Regions from separate parts of the Homo sapiens genome. Here region 1 is linked to region 2. A link is a loop called in an ENCODE intact Hi-C map of the cell type or tissue named here. Cell type or tissue: gastrocnemius medialis. All regions are shown on one strand.

What was found. A loop is a pair of places that touch in the nucleus more often than their neighbours do. Peaks named below come from ENCODE experiments on the same cell type or tissue, not always from the same donor. Only the 100,000 strongest peaks of a DNase experiment are listed, where the experiment ranks them.
Region 1: a loop joins it to region 2, with 2.6 times the contacts of the local background. A loop is called at or near these places in 2 of 110 quality-filtered maps.

What each region holds. Positions count from the first base shown.
Region 1 is chr7:29,865,270-29,867,769 of GRCh38, reverse strand. The region is part of intron 2 of WIPF3 (WAS/WASL interacting protein family member 3); the gene reads right to left. Among named protein-coding and RNA genes, the nearest start is that of WIPF3, 60 kb to the right of the region's middle. In gastrocnemius medialis, no CTCF peak of the experiment used is centred here; a DNase peak (open chromatin) is centred at 1,168; H3K4me3 peaks cover 443 bases; H3K27ac peaks cover 2,500 bases.
Region 2 is chr7:29,763,364-29,765,863 of GRCh38, reverse strand. No RefSeq gene overlaps it. Among named protein-coding and RNA genes, the nearest start is that of WIPF3, 42 kb to the left of the region's middle. In gastrocnemius medialis, a CTCF peak has its summit at 1,428 (motif pointing left); DNase peaks (open chromatin) are centred at 162 and 1,457; H3K27ac peaks cover 1,204 bases.

The sequences.
Region 1 (2,500 bases), 100 kb before region 2:
AATGTCTTCACCCTTTTTATCCTTTGGCCACTGTGTCCCTAGAGATGTGAATTCAATTCCGCACCATTCTCTCCTTTACAATGATGCCAATATTCTCAGGCTTTTAAGACTAAATTTTAAATTACGAGAAAATTTGATCTTCAAACTTAAGTTGGACCTAGAAAGAACAATCTCATGAACTCAAAAAAAAAAAAAAAAAAAAGCTGGGGTGTGGAGGGGGCGGGGGCAGAGCCAGGAGTCAAGGGCATGGCACCAGGAATAACTAATAAATAATACCTAGTTAGAACAGTGTGAGGTTTCATATCTTCTATTTCTTCTAGACAAAAAGTACTATCAAAAAGAAACATGCCCCCGCCTGGCAGATTAATTTGCAAACTAATGAAATAACATTACCGTTGTTATTTCCAACTCACAGTGCTGCTGGCCCTCAGTCTCTGTTAAGGGCTTCTCCCCATTCATCCAGGCTCGAAACCTCAAAGGTCCCTATGGCTCCTTGCTCTCTTTCTCATTTGAAATAACCAGTCTTTTACAGAGTCCCGGCTCCTTCTCTCTACTTAGAGTGCACACAGCGGTGACTTTGGCGTTTGGGTAAAGGAATTAACAAGACGGCTGCAACATGCAATGGGTGACAATGACAATACCAATAATAAAAAGAAATGGGAAGGCATTTGTATGTGCCAGGCACTGTCCCAACTGCTTTGCATGTATTAATTCATTTCAAAGGCCCTGAACAATTCTATAATGTAGGTGCTAGTTATGAGTATTATGTCCAGTCTACAGATGAGGCACAAGGGTGAAGCAGACCATCCACTGCTACCAAGTACAGAGCTGAGCAGTGAGTACAGGCAAGTTTGGCTTTCTTCATCACAACACAGCCTCTTATACCCAGGAAATACAAGACAGGCCTGAAGCTGGGAGAGCGGAGAGGTCCCACTGCTCTCTGGCTTGAGGCCAGGCTAGATGTTGCCTCACAAGCAGTGTGAGAGCCAGAGCAGGAAGGAGTGGGCAGGAAAGGGGCATCAGAGAAGGAAAAGGGAGGGTGGGTAGAAACAGACAGTGAGTGGAGCGCCGAAGAAGGCTGGGGCCAAAGGAGCTAAGTGCTAGGCTTTTGCCAGAGCCAGAAAGGACAGCCAAGGCTGAATGACAGGCTCTGAGAAGAGCCTGATGAGTGCATTAAATGCCAGCAGCCACCTTGGCAGGGGGACTGAAAGCACTTAAAATGGAAAGTGCACAGAGTAACCCTATGCTGTGTGGCTGATACCCTCAACTGTAAATAAGCTGTACCTGAAACTCCCTTGTCAGGTAACAGAGAACCTCTTATGGAGCAGCCCTGCTGGTCCACCTCTCTCTTGTGAGTGTTGGGCCTCTTCTCTCCTTGCTTGTCTCCCTATTGGCTGCAGGGCAAAATGCAGGGTCTTTGGCATTTGGCCTCCCTTTGTTGGCTCTAAAATAATAGTGGTTATGAACATTGCTCACATATGAAAGGAGACAAAGGTAATGAAAATAACTAAGCAAGGGAAAATTCCAAAATTTCTAGAAAGTTCAAGATGTTTCCACAGTATTGTCTGTTATACATGATAATGTAAGTGAATCTAGACTTCCTTTTTTTTTGAGACAGAGTCTTGCTCTGTCGCGCAGGCTGGAGTGCAGTGGCGCGACTTTGGTTTACCGCAACCTCCACCTCGCAGGTTCAAGCGATTCTCCTGCCTCAGCCTCCCAAGTAGCTGGGATTACAGGCATGTGCCATCACGCCCGGCTAATTTTTGTATTTTTAGTAGAGACAGGGTTTCACCATGTTGGCCAGGCTGGTCTTGAACTCCTGACCTCAGATGATCCACCTGCCTCGGCCTCCCAAAGTGCTAGGATTACAGACGTGAGCCACCATGCCCAGCCTAGACTTCCTTGTCTTACAGTCAGTTTCTAGGACCTTTGCATGAAAAGTCCAACAGACGCCTCTGGGTCCAGACTTGGATTGAATCCTAGAGAAACAATGACTCACAGCTAGCCCAAGGACAGTCCTGAAATGGTTGCATTGCTGGATCTAATGGAATTCTCTTCCATTCCAGAACCTTCTTCCAAATCTCTCTGGATTGGGCCCCTAGGTCACCAGACCAGGCTGCTGAGCATATGTGTTCTATAACTGTGTCATCCCTCGGCCTCACTCCAGTTCTAGGCCCTGTCAATGAAGAGTAGAGGCCTTTCCTTCCCTGTCTGCACCCAACAAGTCCTTCTTTGGTTTGCAGTGATCCTCCATACCCCTAGTGTCTCTGTGGTTCATGTTTTCAACATTCTTGGCTCTTCTCTGAGCCACTTCTTCCTGCTAGTTGGGCTGCCAAAAGCGTATTTACCCACTCGTTATTAAGAAGGCAGTGTGGTATAGTGGAAAGAGCTGAGTTCAGGGGTCAGTTCTTCAATTTACTATTCTGTTCTGGCTGTCTGCATTTCAGAAAGCATCTGGGTCCAGTCTGCCAGTGGCCAAGTGTGCTTGGTGGAGTAAGTC
Region 2 (2,500 bases):
TGATTTCATCCCTGTGTAAGCAGCTCTCCTGTTTACCAAGGGCACTAATAATAACCGGCCCTTGCATCTGTTCTTCATATCACCCTGCCTCCCCTCCAGCTCACAGAGTGCTGTCCCACGCATATCTCCTCTTCCTCCTCCTTTTTCCCTGCTCCAGGCATGGGGTCAGGTCAAGCACACACTGAACAGGTGGGTGGTAGGGTAAGCAGGAAAGTATGTGTCCCCACTCCAGGGGTCAAAGGAAGTCTTGGCTCTGCCTGGGTCCCTGAGACTGCAGGCATTTCACTCACCTGCTGTGACCAGCTGTGTCAGTAGAGGAGAATATCACGGGTCGGCATCAGCCCTCCCTGGCACTGACCTGCCCTGGAGGCTCGCCTGTATCCTATCTCCTCCAGCTCTCACTCTTGAATTTATGGGGATTTAAAGGGATTGACAACTTTTCCAAAGTTGTTGGCTCTGGGACGTTTAACTGGTGGCTTTATTAGTTTGAGGATAAGGCATGTAGCTCAAAAAATTTACCTCCTTCCTTCCCTCCATTGTACTAAGTAGAATGGGTTAACACGCACCTCTTTTATTTATTTTTATTTTTTATTTTTTAATTATTATTATACTTTAAGTTTTTGGGTACATGTGCACAACGTGCAGGCTTGTTACATATGTATACATGTGCCATGTTGGTGTGCTGCACCCATCAACTCGTCATTTAGCATTAGGTATATCTCCCAATGCTATCCCTCCCCACTCACCCCACCCCACAACAGTCCCTGGTGTGTGATGTTCCCCTTCCTGTGTCCACGTGTTCTCATTGTTCAGTTCCCACCTATGAGTGAAAACATGCGGAACGAGCACCTCTTTTAAAATGGGAATATCTCTTGAAAGTAAATGTTAAACTTAGAAATAACTTACCCTTTATTATGAATTACTATAACTGAGTAATTTCCTATCTGCCATCAACAACATTAAGGGAAGAGCAATATTGTTGGATGGGTGTGGATGCCAGAAAGAACAACAGGATGATTTTGTAGAGTAAGGAACTTACTGCAGGGTTAGGAGGAGAGTGGGGGGGTCCTGAATGGAGCCAAGAAGTCAAAGGGCTTTAGGCAGAGGGGAAGAATGTTAAAGGGAAGGCAGCAGAAGGAGGAATATAGGTCACAAAGTGAAACGGAATGGTCCCAGTGGAAGTCTTCTTGACTATGGAACTAAGTCAATAGTGGATGGAAACAACTACCTGAACGTAATTGCAAATAATCTCCTGGGATACTTTAGGCATTTATGGCATAAACAGACAATGCTTTTTTGCAGAATAAACTCAAGGTATCTCACTGGAGACCCATACTCCTCCCCAGTTGAGTGGAGCCAAACTTTATGCTTACCCTCCTTCACTTCCCTGAATGAGCTTTCTGCTCCAGTCAGAATGTTCTACCTCCACCCTGTGGGCAGGCCCCCTTCCTGCGCTGGGAGTGCCCTATTCCTTCCTCTTTGCCCAGTTACACCTGCTCATACTTCAAGCCCAGCAAAAGTTCTGTCTCCCATAAAGTCATTCCTAATGCACGGCCACAGTGAACTTCCTTGCAATAATCTTGCTTATTATTGGAACTGGGTGGGTTTTTTTTGTTTTTTGTTTTTTGTTTTTGGCATTTGCTGCCTTATTTGTTTACCATTTATTTTTTGAAAGAGAGTGACTTTTTACATTAAAAATTAATATATGCTCTGCTAATCACAGAAAATTTGGAAAATACAAAAAGCCAGAAAGCAGAAATTAAATCACTCAGGAACCATTAAAATTCTAGTATTCTTCCTTCCTGCTGTTTTTCTCTTTATACATTTCTTCTTCACTTAGTTAATATTATGGACATATATAAATTGTATGTTCTGATTTTTGTAGAAATAACATTCATTTTTAATAAAAAATGGTCATTTGAAAACACAGAAAAGTGGGAAAAAACCCTCAAATCTCCCAGATTTCCAATATCTAGAAATAATTACTTCATACATTTTGATATATTTCTTCGTAGTCTTTTTCTCATATATTTTTACATGGTCAAGGTCATATTGTCAAGATCATGCTGCATGTATTTTAAATTCTAGTTAACCTGGAAGTATTAACAGATCCAGATGCTATGAAGAAAGATCTGGTGAAAGGTAATATTTGTCCCTGGATGGTTTACTAAATTTTCCAAAATTAAAGACTCTATGATCATTTAAATTAAGTTTTGAAGATGCAAAATATCATTATTCAAATTGCTCAGCCATAAAAATGTCCATTATGTTGTTCTGTGTAATTCTGCTTCTATAAAGGGAAAAAAAGACTTTTTGTTAAGTATTTCTTCTGGCATAGTGTTCCAATCAAGTGAAAACTTAGCCATTGTTAGCAAGTCCTGGAAGAACAACAGTAGTTATTGTTTTAAATAGTCATCAAACAAGTCAAGACATTCCATCTGATTTGTTGGGTGGAGACTGGTTCAAGAAACACGTATCCTTATACCAAGAAAGGGAGAAA